Linked DNA regions of Homo sapiens: region 1 is linked to region 2. The links are chromatin loops, found by intact Hi-C in ENCODE. Cell type or tissue: Calu3. All regions are shown on one strand.

The links. Hi-C counts contacts between places; a loop is a spot of excess contacts. Peaks named below come from ENCODE experiments on the same cell type or tissue, not always from the same donor. Only the 100,000 strongest peaks of a DNase experiment are listed, where the experiment ranks them.
Region 1: it touches region 2 in a loop (5-fold over the local background); 15 of 110 quality-filtered maps call a loop at or near these places.

The regions. Positions count from the first base shown.
Region 1 is chr2:102,616,806-102,624,805 of GRCh38, forward strand. SLC9A2 (solute carrier family 9 member A2) reads left to right here and starts at 2,748. Exons shown (of 12, transcript NM_003048.6): 1 at 2,748-3,332. The coding sequence starts at 3,044. RefSeq lists a silencer at 2,356-2,465. In Calu3, no CTCF peak of the experiment used is centred here; DNase peaks (open chromatin) are centred at 2,376, 2,926, 3,096 and 3,816.
Region 2 is chr2:102,699,358-102,707,357 of GRCh38, forward strand. It overlaps SLC9A2 (solute carrier family 9 member A2), which reads left to right. Exons shown (of 12, transcript NM_003048.6): 8 at 1,713-1,874; 9 at 3,049-3,145; 10 at 5,187-5,318; 11 at 6,489-6,579. It overlaps LOC124905954 (a long non-coding RNA gene), which reads right to left. Exons shown (of 3, transcript XR_007087163.1): 2 at 4,834-4,952; 3 at 3,139-3,370. Among named protein-coding and RNA genes, the nearest start is that of SLC67A2, 34 kb to the right of the region's middle. In Calu3, no CTCF peak of the experiment used is centred here; a DNase peak (open chromatin) is centred at 4,594.

The DNA of each region.
Region 1 (8,000 bases), 83 kb before region 2:
ACTAGGAGAATTCATGTCCATCCTGCAACTGGCCTAACTGTGAGAAAGCCCTGCAGCTCAGATCCGTAGTGTGTGAGAGTTGTTGATTTCACCGTCAATTCATACATTTATTCGTCCAACACATATTTAGCGGGTACTCACTGTCTCCGGGCAATATGCTAGGAGCTAAAGATAAAAGAATGAGTTAAACAGACCAATACCTTCACAGAGATGTTCAGTGGGAGAAAAGCAAAATGATTAAGTGCTGAAAAGTTATGGGAGATCAAAGGGCATAAAAGAAGACCCCCCAATTAGTCCAGAAATTCAGCTACCAGGTGAGACGTCCAAAGGTCGCTAAGAAACCACTAAAGGATTTTAAATGTGTACACACGTTTCGCTTCTTGCTTCAGTCATCCCATGGGTGGTGTTATCACTTTCACGGCTGAGCTCCTAGTCAGAGGGCACTTTGAAGAAATAGCCAGGCCAAGTCGCTCTCAGCATAGGGGCATAATTTAACTCTTTTTAAATTTGCTTTAAGGGAAAGATGAAAAGAATGTCTTTTTAGACTAATTTCTTCGCCTCCCATTTACAAGAATAAATAAAACGACTTTTTTTTCAAATGTAAAAAAAAGTGGATAGCCTTTAACTGCAGTAGCATAGATGTATAAAGTTGAAGTGATACCACATAAGGTTTACAGGCAGTGAGGGCCCGGAAACAGATTTGTCATTCATTTTCTTGTTCATGATACACAATTATTCTTAAAAGTGTTGTGTGACAAACTCCTAGAAAGTATTGTCTAAATGTGCCCTCTCCCTATTACTATGTCACTAAGTTTGTAGAACTGCCTGATTCACTTACCAAAACTTTATCCTGCTGTAACTTTTTTGAACAATCCCTGTAATATTCTCCACTGCTTATTTTAAAGTAGCTGAGAATATAGCGTGCTGTTTATGGGCAACTAGTCATGGGGTAGAGGGTGAGATGATACCAGTGTTAGCCTGGGCAGGCCTGGGTGTGAATTCCATCCAGACACTTACTTAATATGTAAACTTGATTAAGTCTATTTGTTTATTTTTACACATTTCTACACTATATTTCTTCACTTATAAAATGGGTAAAAAATATCTGCCTCTTTGGATTTTTACGATTGACAAAAAAATGCAAGTAAAGTGCCTTGTATTGAGCTTCCCATGTAGAGACAGATACTCAAAAAATTTAAAAATCTCTTATTTGCTGCCTTTTCACAGGGGTATGTTAGGCACATACCTTTAATAAACGTTTCCAGTGAAAGGAGAAGGGGAGGCTGAGTTTTGGATGCCCAATGATTCTTCTCAAGATAATATCTTTAGTTTCAATTCTGTAGCGCTTTTGAAAAACTGATGCTTTGTGAAATATCAAATGAAGTAGTGCTCTGTAACATCTCCCAGAATTCTTCTCTCTTTTTAGCCTGGACTTGTCCCTCCATTACTTTGAAGACCCAAAGAGGACTGTTCCTTATTTTCTTCTATGCAGGTGGAGGATTTTTTTTTCTTGTACCCTCTGCTGACATCTCACTGATTTTCTATGTTAGAACTTTGAAAGAAAAAAAAAAAAAAAACGGCTTTGAAGGTCGAACTGCCTGGTGTTTGTTTAATAGTAGAAGCCACGTGTTTTGACACATCAAAGATTAAGAAAAGAGAAGGATTTTATTTCATAAATATCAAAGGGAAAACTTTCAGTTAATTGAATGGCAACTAGTCCCCTTTGTGCTCATTTCGGTTTCTGGCGATAAAGATGCTCAAACAGTGAGATCGCAACCAGTGAAGGAGGCGCTCTGAAGGACAGGAAAGGTTGGCTCTGCATGAGAAAGCCCTTTTAGATCCAGAAGAAGAATCACGCTTCCTTTCTTTTCCTGACCACAGCCTGTCCTGTAATTAGCGGAGCAAGTCAATCTGAGCGAGGCAAATCACTGGTTTTCCATGAAATAATTATATTTCTTATGCTCTTGGACATGTACACCTCTAAGCCTAAAAGCGGAGAAAGATGTTTTGGTTTTTTTTACGTGAGCTGGGGGAGGGAGAAGAAAAGTGGCAGCGACAGTGTAGCAAATGGGTGAAAGCAGCACAATGTGGCAAGAGGAGAGAACAGGATTCCGATTCCGTGGGGGCGTGGGAACACTGAGTTCCGCGCAGGGAGTTTCCCTGTTCAGAGCACCTTGTGCGCGAGTTGATAACTCTCGGAAAGGAAACAAAATTTGGCTTTCCTAAACTTTCTGTACGTCCAGAGAATCCCATGCCTTGTCTTGGCCTCCGCAGCGCCAGGCTGGGGTGACAGCACTCCTCCTCCACCGGCCCGGGCTTCTCCTCCGGACCGCGAGCCTGTGGCGCCTCCCCGCGCGCCCAGCGCACCGGGGTGTCCCCTTGGAGGAGCCTGCGGGGGCGGGGGAGGAGGGAAGGGCGCGACTCGTGGGTCGCGCTGGTTCCTTCACTGGATGGACGTCCGACGCTGCCTCCGGGGCGGAGACAGCTCCGGCCACCATGCGCCCGTTGCGGCGATTCCACCCACAGTTCGCTGGCTCTGGGGGTGGCGGGTCTTGGCGCGCGGTGCCTGCGCGAAGGGAGGGCAGCCATCGCCCCCGCGGTCACTGGGGCCCCGCGTTCCCCGCGGGCTCGGGCAGGTGCGCGGTGTGCCGGCCAGGTCCCCTTGTCCTCCTGCCCTGCGGCTTGGGCGCCGCGCCCGCCCCGCCCCCGCCCGCGGGCCGCCCTGGGCAGGGCCTGCCGCTGCGGCTGGAGAGCAGCGCACCGGCATGGGCAGGCGGCCGGCGGCGGAGGGCGGCTGAGGGCTGCTGAGGGTACGCGCAGCGGCCTCTCGTCGCCCTGCACGTGCCTCGCCAGGCAGTGCGCCTGCTCGCAGCGAGGACCTAGCCCTCTGGTTGCAGAGACCCGGTGCCGCAGCAGCGGCGGGTGGCTGTCGCTGCCCTGCCCTGCACGGGGCAGGGCGGAGCGGGCTGAGCAGCCCGGGCGCGATGCGTTGAGCGCTCGGAGGGCCAACCGCCGGTCCCCTTGGCGGCAACCGGCGGCACCCATGGAACCACTGGGCAACTGGAGGAGCCTGCGGGCGCCACTGCCTCCGATGCTGTTGCTGCTGCTCCTGCAGGTGGCGGGGCCCGTGGGCGCCCTGGCGGAGACCTTGCTGAACGCGCCGAGGGCCATGGGCACCAGTTCCAGCCCGCCTAGCCCTGCGAGCGTGGTGGCTCCCGGAACGACGCTGTTCGAGGAGAGCCGGCTGCCTGTGTTTACGCTGGATTACCCCCACGTGCAGATCCCCTTCGAGATCACCCTTTGGATCCTGCTGGCCTCCCTGGCCAAGATTGGTGAGCGAACTGGACTTGTGGGGAATGGGAGGGGGCGATCTCGGGGGGACACCTGGAGGGTGACCGGGTCAGCCAGCTGACCTCTAGATAGTGACCGCCTCATCTTGAATCAGGGCAGGGACGACAGATGGAGCAGCTTCTTCTGGTTGAAAAGGACCCTTGGAAGAGCAGTTTCGCGTTTTGGTTCTTAAGGGAACATTGGCCTTGAAATGGCCCCAAGTGTAAGTTCTACAAACTCAGCGATTGCTGCTTACTTCTGCCGCACGGAACGCCAAGTTTGTCAGCTCTCTGCTTAAGTTGAGTGAGATCTGTTTATTGAAGTGTACCAGTCTCACCTGCAGGGAGAGAGGTGCCGACGAACCCCGGAGCTATGCATAATGTGGTTAAAACCCTGGATGCTACAGGAGAGAGGCGCCTTGGCAGTGACACAGACCCTGCTGTGCGCCTGACTAATGAGGTGCATGGAAGGGGACCAGGGACACCTGAGTGCTTGCAGCTGCAATAGGAACGCCCTTTCTCCTCCCTCTATTGGGTTGAGGCTGTCACTCTCCAGGAAGCTTTTGCTTCGGGGTGGCTGAGGCCAGTGAGGTGAGATGCATATTTAAAAATAATTAACTCTGGGCCCAGGACAATGGCCCAGCCTGTAATCCCAGCACACTGGGAGGCCCAGACGTGAGGATCCCTTGAGGCCAGGAGTTCAAGATCATCATGGGCAACATAGCAAGACCAAACAGTACAAAAATAAAAAATTGGCCGGGCGAGGTGATTCACGCCTGTAATCCCAGCACTTTGGGAGGCTGAGGCAAGGTGGATCACGAGGATCACTGATCAACATGGTGAAACCTCGTCTCTACTAAAAATACAAAAAAATTAGCCGGGCGTGGTGGTGGGCGCCTGTAATCCCAGCTACTCGGGAGGCTGAGGGAGGGAATTGCTTGAACCCAGGAGGCGGAGGTTGCATTGAACCGAGATTGCCACTGCACTCCAGCCTGGGCAACAAAGCAAGACTCTGTCTCAAAAATTAATCAATCAATTAATTAATTAATTAGGTAGCCTGGTGTTGTGGTGCACATATGTATTCCCAGTTACTTGGAGGCTGAGGCGGGAGCCTGAGGGAGGAGGATCGCTTAAACTCAGGAGGTTGCGGTTGCAGTGAGCCATGAATGGCACCACTGCACTCCAGCCTGGGCCACAGAGAGATACCTTGTCTCAGGGAAAAAAAAAAAAAAAAAAAAATTACCCACTTTCATACTACCTTTAACTCTCATTTTGAAAGCAGAAACCTCAGAATATATTTTCTCATCTTCATTACCCACGCCCCAGAAACTTTCATGTTATGAGCATGGTGCTTTATATTATTTTTACTTTATATTTTAAAGACTTTAGAAAAATCCTGAAATATTAACTATTGTTATAATGATTCGATTAAGTTGTTAGGTCCAAAGAATGTATGCATTACATGTGTTTTACGTCTTTACCCTGTGAGATGAGGCAGATTTCCATAAAGAATGAAAAGACGCATTGTCTGCCATCCTCAGGGAGCTTACTGATGAGTGGAGAGACGTGTACACGCTGTGTGATTATTGCCCAGGACAGTGCTGAGTAGGGTGACAAACTCAGAAAAGATAGTATGCCATTGCAGGGAAGCAGAGAACACTTCCTCATGCAGAGCAAACATTTAAACTGGATTTTCCAGGATGACCAGGATCTGGTCAGTTAGAGAGAAAAGGGAGCAACATTCCAGAGAGGACTGAACAAAGACATAAATTGGGAGAGGAGTGCAAAGCAGGTAGAAGGGATGGTTTACAGGAGGGTGGAAGTTGTGGTAGGTAAACCGGAAGCAAATCTTCATGCCAGATAAGATTAATTAGAGTCTATTAGTGGTGACTAAGAGAGACACATATTATTTAACAACTCTGAAGTCTGTAATTGACTGGCTTTGACGTGGTGCTACTAGTTGAGTGTCTTAATTCCACTGAGAGATGGTATAAGGGAGATGGGCTTCCCCACCTATAAACCAGATACACACATGTTTGTAAATTGCCTCTAATAATAAACTCAGATGCCACAAGCCTGCCCTGTAGGGAGTGGCGGTATTAATACTCCCACTAGTTGAGGTGGAAACTCTGAGTGAATTTGCACCCAGAAGCACACAAAGTGGCGAGCCAAAATGAATGACCTGTTCCCTGTCACTCTCTCTGAGCCTCAAGGCTCCATCGCTGGAGGGCTGCTTCTGTGCCTGTTTCCATTACTGCTTCTCTGTTGCCATTTCTATTCCAACTATCTCCTTTGTTCATCATTCCTGATTGTTTTAATCAGATTAGTTACAATAATAACAGCCTCTAGGAGGCACTTAAGGGCATTATCTCTAATTTTTACAGTCACCATGCCGGGTAGGTGTTGTTTTCCTGGTTTCATATAGGAGAAAATGAAAAAATGGGGAGATTAACTTGGTGGTGGGTGGTGAGCCAGAATTCCAGCCAGGTCTGTCTCATTTCTCATCTTTGTGCGTTTCCAGAAGGCTTGTTCTTTTGGGAGGATTAAATGAGAATGAATGTGTAACATCTTTAGAATAAAGCTGGGCACACTGTAAGCACTCCATCACTCCATCCATACTATCATCATTAGTAGCAGTGAGGACAGTGGTATAGTCAAAGTAGTAGTAGTTAACTGTACAGTTTCTAGCACTACAGAACCTTTTCCACTGTTGACTGTCCTGGGCTGCCACCTGTCTCTCTTTACTTCCGCTTTGGCCTCAGCCTTCTACAAGTGTTCTTATTCTGTGGGCTGCCTTCCCGCACTTACTCTCTTGCTGTCCTGTTCCATTCATTTTATTGGACCATCTCACTTTCATTATGTGGTATTTTGTTAAAGGCATTCATGCTTGCTTGCATAACAGGTGTATTTGTCTCTCCACTAGCATCTTTTTAGCCCAGATATGTTTATATTTCCTGGGCCCCCTCTGTTCTAGTTGCCAGTTTCGGCTTTCCCCTGCATTGTGCTTGGCTATGGAAATCATCACATATTGCACCTCCTGTCCTCCCCCAAATTTGGAACGTCTCTGGCTACTACTTTACCTTTCCTTTCTGCATCTGAGTGTCACAGAGATGATAATTTCCATGCAGAGAGTGGTCTGAACAGCCAAATGGAGACTGCCATGGGTAGAGTGAAGGGTATATTTCTCAGGACAGAAAGTGGAGTTTTAGAGTCCAAAATGCTGGTGCCTGGGGTATTTTCTCCAGATTCGTCTGCATAGAGCCCAGCCTCGTCCTGCAGCTTCCCCTGTGTTCCTAGAGGAGCCAGGAAATGCCCAGAAATCCCCACCCCTCCTCTTGCTCCCAGGGTTCTGAACTTTCTGTTTGGTTTTAAGCAGGACCGTCCTGGTGCTGTGGGACACTTTCGTACCCCATTAAACAGTCATCTAGTCATTTCTCTTTCAACTTTTGTTCTGAAAAAGCTGTTTTGTGGTGGCTTATATGACTTAAGTTGCTCATATTTGGGAATGAAGAGGAATTGAGCTGTGCAGGTGGATATGATACTGTGGGGTAATGCAAATGCTAACCCCTGCAAAATGCCATGGTTTCTATTTGGGGCACTTTTGTGCCATTTGTGTAGTGTACCTGACCTTACCTGCCTCAGAGAACATGGAGAAACATTGCTAGTGATTAATCTAAACGTGGTTAAATTAACAGGCTGTCCAAAGTGGAGGATCCGAATAACATTTGTAGGGGGTTTAAATAATGCCTGATGGTGAATTCAGAATAGTTTTCTAATATAATATATATTACATTATATATTATCAGCTAATATAATCTTAGAAATATTACAATCAGAAGTGAGAAAATCCATTTTTGGCAAAGCATTGAATGATTCAGCTTAGCTCTTAATTGTTACACTTGATTATCAGGGAAAATCAACATCCTAATTACTTGGTCCAGAAAAAGTAGTTTTGTAATTATAACATTTACCAAAACAATGATGATAATGATGGTGATGATGGTAAAGATGATGATGAGTATGTGCTTATGAAGTAGGTCAAAATATTTTTTTAAAGCACAGCAAATTTAGTACACCTCGGAAAAGCTTTAAAAGTTTTGGCAAGAAATGTTTCCTCATTTGTTTCTTACTTAGGTCCTTGCACATGTGAATTCACATTATTCTTTCACTTTGAATATTTATATTTTGAGCAACCGTTGATTATTTTTATAGTTATAAGTACACACTTTGCTTGATAAATCTTGTATAGAGAGATGGGGTTCTACGACCTGGAATAATGGGTAGCCAAAGAATTGAGATAAAATTTTCTGATGTGTTTTAAGATTGCCTCCTCTGATTTCTTTGCCTGTGAAGTGGCCTACTGGGGTTTTTGCTAATTTGGGTGAACTTGGACATGGACTGTATTTCTTCTCAAGGTTTAAGGACAAAACACTGAGTACCTTGCTGTGTAAAGTAACAGAGCCTCCTTCTTTGTCCTGGGGTTCCCCTAACATACCTTCCCATATCTTGAGGTCTTGTGAGGCTGGCCTATTTCCATCTCCTTTCAAGTGTCACTGGTCACTCTGCTCTTTTGATTTTCTCTGCCCCTAAGTTGGAGTAAGATGCAGAATTTTCCACCTCCCTCCATCCTGCTGTCATGAAATTAAATAAATTATATTCTTATAATTTTAA
Region 2 (8,000 bases):
ACAGTACCAAGAGGGCCAGATCCAGATTGTGTAGGAAGTCACAGACCATTGTACTTGTACCCAAGGAAGATGCAGGACAGTTACATCATTAGACATATTTTTAACGGGAGCACTTGGGCTTCTGTAGGAATGCAATGGTGGAAGCAGGAATGCCAATTTGGTGCTCACTACAAGAATCCGAGAGAGAATGATGTCTTGGACCTGGGTGATAGCATTAGATGAGGTGGGAGATGGCTGGATTTTGTATGTATTTTGATGTGGAACCAACAGAAATTGCTGATGGCGCAAAGATTTGGAGTACTAGTCTGCTAGGGCTGCCATAACCAAAGTACCACAGATTGAGTGGCTCAACAGAAATGAATTGTCTCATAATCCTGGGGGCTAGAAGTCAGACAGCAAGGTGTCAGCAGGGCTCATTTCTTCTGAGGGCCACGAGGGAAGGTTCTGTTCTACGCCCCTCTGCTTGGCTTGTAGATGGCTGTCTTCTCCCTGCCTCTTCACATCATCTTCCCTCTCTCTGTATGTTTTGGAATCCAAACCTCTTCTTTTTATAAGTACACCAGTCATTTTGGATTTGGGCCCATTTTGATGGCCTCAACTTAATCACTTCTGTAAACACTAGATCTTCAAATGTGGTCATAGTCTGAGCTACTGGGGATTAGACTTTAACATATGAATTTTTGGCGGGACACAATTCAGCCCATAACATAGAACATGAGAAAAGTAGAAGAATCCAGGATGACACCAGGATTTTTGACCTGGTGGAGTCATCGTTTGCTGAGATGGGAGGACTCTGGCAGAATATCAGTTCAGTTTGAATATGTTAAATTTGGGATGCCCCATAGATATCCAACTGCAGATGTTGAGTAAGTAGCCAAAAGCTCATATCTGGGGTTTGGCCGAGAGGTTGGAGCTGGAGATACAAATCTGGGGGTCATTGGCATAGAGATGCTATTAAAAGCTAGGAGACTGGGCAAGATGGTGACGGGAGTGAGTGGCGGTATGAAAGAGGATTAAGAACCGAGGCCCAGAGCACTCCTACATTAACAGGTCAAAAGAAGAAAACAAAACTGAGAGGGAGGGTGAGAAGGAGGTTGGGGTACCCCAGGGTGGTGTCCTGGAAGCCAAATGAAGACAATAGTTTACACAAGTGAGGGCAGGAAAGATGAGGATTCATAATTGCCCACTGCAGTTATATCATGAGGTTCACAGACCACTTTGATAAGAGTAGCTTTAATGGAGTATTGAGGCAATGTGAATGTTCAAGAGAGAATCAGAGGAGAGGAATTGGGGAAAACAAACAGTGATAACGTTTCTGAGCAATTTCGCTAAAAGCAGAAGTAGAGAAATGGTAAAGACAGAAACATGTATTTTAATCTGTAATTAATGAATACTAGATTTATGTGCATCAGGGTCATATACAAAAATGTAGCAGTATGTGTCATATATACATATATGTGTATGTGTATGTATATATACATATGTATACATACACATACATATACATACGCATACACATATATACATATATACACATACACATATACATATATACAGGTAGGCACATACTAAATATATAAAATGACCAGATTAGCTAAATGCTGCTACTAAGTATTTTCCTGGGAATGGCAGAAATGACTTCATTGGTAAAAACAACAACTATTTTCTTAGTCAATCCAGTATTAATTTATTGAAAGTTTCTTTATTTACAGGTTTAAGAAGTTTGATGATAAATATCTGCGGAAGCTTTTGATTCGGGAAAACCAACCAAAGTCAAGTATTGTATCTTTATATAAAAAGCTTGAAATAAAACATGCCATTGAGATGGCAGAGACTGGGATGATAAGTACTGTCCCTACATTTGCATCTCTAAAGTAAGTATGGTCTTGCAAATAAAAGTTAGTATTGTTAAATAGGCATTGATAGTATTTTGAAACTGGTAATAATAATTTTAAAAAAATTATTATTAATTGATCCGCCCCCCTCGGCCTCCCAGAGTGCTGGGATTACAGGCATGAGCCACTGTGCCCAGCTGCAAATACTGAATCATTTTTCTATGGGGACATAAAGGTTAGGTTCCTTTGAGCCTGTGGTCACAAAATTTTCATCAGCCAATCAATATGTAACCTATTTTATGTATGTTTATGTTTACAGACACCTTATTTAATATATATTGCTAATTCATTAACATTGAATTGATGGTCAAGAACACTATAAATTCATGTATGATCAAGCTTAGTTAACAAATTTTCTCCATAAGGCACATCACAGGGTTCTTGTGCTTGGGAACTCTAGACAGCACTTCAGCAATGCCTGGGGGCCATTTAAAGCAGCAGAACCACCAATAAATAACATAAAAATATTAAAAAATCATGTCACTAAATAGACTGTGAGAAGGACATTATTTATAGTATGAGAGTGGAAACAAGAAAGCAGATGTCTCCTTGTTCAACATCTTCAGGGAAACTGTGTCAAGTGACTCAAATTTTTTGTCACTCTCCATATGTCTGAGAATAACTGCAAAAATACTGAAATTCTGATATTGGGTTTATAAATCAATATTAGCAAGTAGGTGAGGTGAGTTCATGATTATGGAACCCACAAATGAGGATTGACTGGATATACATACATGTTATAAATGGTGTGTTTGCAAATATTTATGATGAGGTTTTTAAAATATGAAAACTTAATGGTAAATTGAAGTCAATTAGGTTTCTGTTGGAGAAAACTATTCTATTTTACTTTATTTATGGAGTGTTAGAAATAATAAAGTGAGGTAGCATTATAAGCCATTGTAGTTTTTCTTCCCTGAAAACATAATGACATGAATAGATTCTGAAAACTTGTGAATTGTTAAACTTGCCATGAATGATTTTGAAACTGAAATAAGAGTCACAGAATTTGGAATTATTTTAAGTTATTGAATAATCCCTAAGTGCTATTTTTACAAATTAAGACTTGTCTTAAATACTTATATCTCTAAGGAAGAAAATCAATGATTCTAATATTTGTTGAAAGGTAAAATATTCTTTTTCTAAACTTTCACAGTGATTGTCGTGAAGAAAAAATAAGGAAGGTCACGTCCAGTGAAACTGATGAAATTCGAGAACTCTTATCAAGAAATCTCTATCAAATCCGTCAGCGAGTAAGAATAATTTATGTAGCAAAATATTTACTTACCTTTGGCTAACAGGATGCCTTCTGGTTTTGTGCTGTAACTGGAGGCTGCATCTTGACACTGGGCTCAGCAGGTCCCATGCTGGGCATCTTCTCTCCTTCTGCTTCTCTCCATCCCTCTTCAGGGTCCTACTATCCTCCTGGACACCATGGCTGAAGCCTTGGGGTCCCCTGGGAGTTCTGCTGCTGTGGGCTTGGATACAAAGAAATACACGTTGACTAATTTTAAAGAAATGAATTGATTGCTGTTTGTTTTAAAGAAATAGTTTTATAGCTTAGACTTTAAAAATGGACCTCACCCTCCTTGTTATTTATAAAGTGCTATAGTTTCTTCTCTTCTGAGCCACTTCTTTCACTTCGTTTCCATTGTTAGCACCTTATTCTAATAATTTGCTAACAACACAGCTACAGAGTAGAGAGTGTCCTCAATTTTCCAAGCCCCATTTCAGTGTGTTGCATGCATTAACTCATTTAATCCTCCAGTGAGTGGTAGGTGTTACTGTTGTCGCCATTTCACAGATAAAGAAATTGAGGCACAGGGAGGTGAAGTGGCACACGGGCCACACAGCTTGTCAGGAGTCCTCCTTGCTCATGTGGGGGCTGTTTCAGCAGCTTCTTAGCTGGTGTCCCCATAAGGTGTCCCCATTTCATCCACGTGACTCTTACCTGACCCTTTTTCCTACAGTACCTTTTAATTTAAAATGAAACAAAACATTAGTTGTGGCTCCCAAGCTAAACTATTCGTTGAAAATTTGGACTCTATTTCCAAGTTCCACTTTATCCAACCATATTTCCACATCTGCCTCACCCATCTGCTCCCTGAAACACCCAGGGAGTGAGAGGTTCTGTTTTCGTTCTTTGGCCCAGGTAGCTTTCTCGCTGTCCCCTGGGAGCATCTCACACCTTCCTGTCAGCTGGTCAAAAGCCTCCAGTTTTTAAGGCTCCCCCAACAGCCACCATATTATTCCCATCCTTGTGGTTAAATGGAATAGCACTTGGAGCTTATACTGTACCATGTAGATACAGCACTTATTTCCATGATTTTGCATAATTTTGTTAGCCTTAGATGCTCAGTGAGATGGTAAACTGCTCAAGGCAGGAATGAAGCCTTGTTCTGTGTTATGTTTGCATCTCTCAATAGAACCTAATATATTTCTGGACACAGGGATATTCCCAAGAAGTACATGTTTATTCTATCAGAAATGAATTTAATTATTATTTATGATTTAGGAAACACATTTCTATATAGCCTATAAAACTAAAAGTGGATTCCATGTACAGCCCTAGTTTAGAAATTTTACTTTTCAAACACTGGGATGTAATCATTGTGGGGAGTGTCACCAGCTCTCTTCATGTAACAACCCAGTTGAAAAAAGGGAATGTGCTGAAGTTAATCAGAAGGGCATGGCACCACCAAGTGGCTCAAAGTGGTTTGTTTTTAATGTCAGTAATTCCTATTCAAAACAGACTGTAGGATGGTGGCTTGTATTTTATTTCCAGATATTCATGATGGCTAAATACCTACAAGAGGCTTCAAGGTAGACATGGCACTTGATGAAATCAATCATTGTTCTCATTTATGAAAATCACACTTTTCAATGAAAAACAAACCTTATGATCTGACTTTTATTAAAGGATGAACTATGTGGCACATACCTGTAATAACAACTTGGAAGGCTGAGGTGGGAAAGTTGCTTGAGCCCAGGAGTTGGAGGCTGCAGTGAGTTATGAGTGCCACTGCATTCCAGCCTGAGTGACAGATCAAGACCCCAACTCTAAAAAAAAGAAAAATAAAAAAACACAAAATGAAAAGAAAATATAAATTCTTTGAAGATCTGAAGACTGTTAACTTTTATACTGTTAATTTAATTTTTTGCTCTGCACAGAAGTTATAAGTGCTTAGCTGAGGTGCAGATCCAAAGAAATGTGGTAAAGTCTTGGAATTTCTGGGGGAAATGATCAGGTTTTTGTTTTTGTTTTTTAATGTCCTCTATATGTTTTCATTCCAGACTTTATCCTACAACAGACACAGTCTGACAGCCGACACAAGTGAGAGACAAGCCAAGGAGATTCTGATTCGCCGGCGACACAGTTTGCGAGAAAGCATTAGGAAGGACAGCAGCTTGAATCGAGAACACAGGGTAACTGAGTGTGCGCCTCTAGGAGACTTCCAGGGGTGGAGCCGACAGCTATTCCATTGATCAGCTGATGGTATCATCAGCTCTGCAGATCAAGTGGCTGTTGACAGTTCTCTGAGGAGCTGCAGGAAGGCTGGGGTGGCCGGGGGAAGTGAGTGTTCACAGGTATTGTGGCCAGCATTGCCACTAGTTCAAGGAACTGTCAATAGATAAGGAAAGCCATTTAAAAACAATATCGTGGGCCGGTCGTGGTGGCTCATGCCTGTAAATGCCAGCACTTTGGGAAGCCGAAGCCGAGGCAGGTGGATTGCCTGAGCTCAGGAGTTCGAGACCAGCCTGGGCAACACGGTGAAACCCCATCTCTACTAAAATACAAAAAAAAAATTAGCTGAATATGGTGGCGTGCGCTTGTAATCCCAGCTTCTTGGGAGACTGAGACAGAAGAATCGCTTGAACCTGGGAGGTGGAGATTGCAGTGAGCCGAGATTGGGCCACTGCACTCCAGCCTGGATGACAGAGCGAGACTCCTTCTCAATAATAACAATAATAATAATATTGTGATATATTGGTTTCACATAGCAAGAATTGAGGCTTATTTTTAATAATATCCTATATTGGGTTGTCAGAAATCAAAATGGTTATATGTGAACAAGGAGTTATTTTATGTGTAAAATGTAGCAGTGTTAATTAAAAGTTAATTTAAAACACTAGCGACTGCGGTATTTGAAATGCCAGTAAATTAGCTGTAGTAATACTTTTTGTTCTATTAATATCATTTTTAAGATATATTAAAGTGAAAAAAAAAACACCTTACATATATATATTGTAAACATATCTTCTTCCCCATACATGTAGGTTCTAAGTCTTTCTGGCAGTACTTTTATACATAGATGTTTCAGTAGCTTTTCTTTGAGAAGACCCAGTGGTTTTCATATTTGTTTCTAATTTATTTCCCACTTATTCCTATTTCCCTTTGTAGAGATCTCCATTCCATTCTGGAAGGGATTTAATTATTTCAAGTTATAATAGTTATAGCCCCTCACAAAGTAATTTTGGAATCAGAAATTAAAATTCTGATTTTTAACATGAAGTTTTGCTATACAATTTTTAATCTTTAATATACAATAAGTGCCATTTGTATAGTTTAAGTAAGATTTTATATTTCTTTTACAGGCTTCCACTTCAACCTCCCGATATTTATCCTTACCTAAAAATACGAAGCTTCCAGAAAAGCTACAAAAGAGGAGGACTATTTCTATTGCAGGTAGTGAATATAGTTGGAGCAGAAAAATTTTAAATTTATTTGCCAATGTTTATAAACTAGACAAATTTTCCTATTATTTTTCTTCATTAAGAATGAGTTCCGGCCGGGCGCGGTGGCTCACGCCTGTAATCCCAGCACTTTGGGAGGCCGAGGCGGGTGGATCACGAGGTCAGGAGATCGAGACCATCCTGGCTAACAAGGTGAAACCCCGTCTCTACTGAAAATACAAAAAATTAGCCGGGCGCGGTGGCGGGCGCCTGTAGTCCCAGCTACTCGGGAGGCTGAGGCAGGAGAATGGCGTGAACCCAGGAAGCGGAGCTTGCAGTGAGCCGAGATTGCGCCATTGCAGTCCGCAGTCCGGCCTGGGCAACAGAGCGAGACTCCGTCTCAAAAAAAAAAAAAAAAAAAAAAGAAAAAAAAAAAAAGAATGAGTTCCAATGAGAACACTTGGACACAGGAAGGGGAACATCACACGCCAGGGCCTGTTGTGGGGTCGGGGGAGTGGGGAGGGATAGCATTAGGAGATATACCTAATGTAAATGGCGAGTTCATGGGTGCAGCACACCAACATGGCACATGTATACATATGTAACAAACCTGCACATTGTGCACATGTACCCTAAAACTTAAAGTATAATAATAATTTAAAAAAAAGAATGAGTTCAAGAGTTTGCAAATCTAAAATAATAACTGGGTGAATTTTAATTCGCATTGCAACCTTTTGGAATGGCATTCTGTGCAGATTCTAAAGAATCCAATCAGTTATTTTCCAGCAAATATTGTCATCATGGGGCCCAAGGGCAGGTAAACAAAAAGTTGTAAGTCTGCAAATGTTTAAGTAATTAAATTTTTACAGTAATTCTAATATATTTTCATGAAAGCAGCCATATATTTATTCTGGCTATAACTATAAAGCTTTGTTATAATGTCTAATATCTTTTTAATGTGATGGTTATCTTTATGTAGACACCGAAGCCATTGTCTGTGAACCCCAGAAGAACTATATTAGGATTTCATGTTATTAAAATGTGGGATGTCTAAGGGAATTAATGCAGAAATAGAAAACCAAATACCATATATTTTCACTTACAAGTGTGAGCTAAACATTAGATACACAGGACACAAAGGCGGGAAAAATAAACACTAGGGATTTCAAAAGAGGGGAGATAGGGAGCTGGGCAAGGGGCAAGGGTTGAAAAATTACCCATTGGTACTATGCTCACTACTTGGGTGATGGGATTATTACAAGCCCAAACATTAGCACCATGCAATATACCCATGTAACAAATCTGCACATGTACCCCTAGAATCTAAAATAAAATTTTCTTTAAATGTGGGATGGAAAAATCATTACCCCTCTTTTTTTATTTTTTTTTTTTTGCTTGTTTATTTAATTAACTGAGAAGAGGGAAACCTAAATG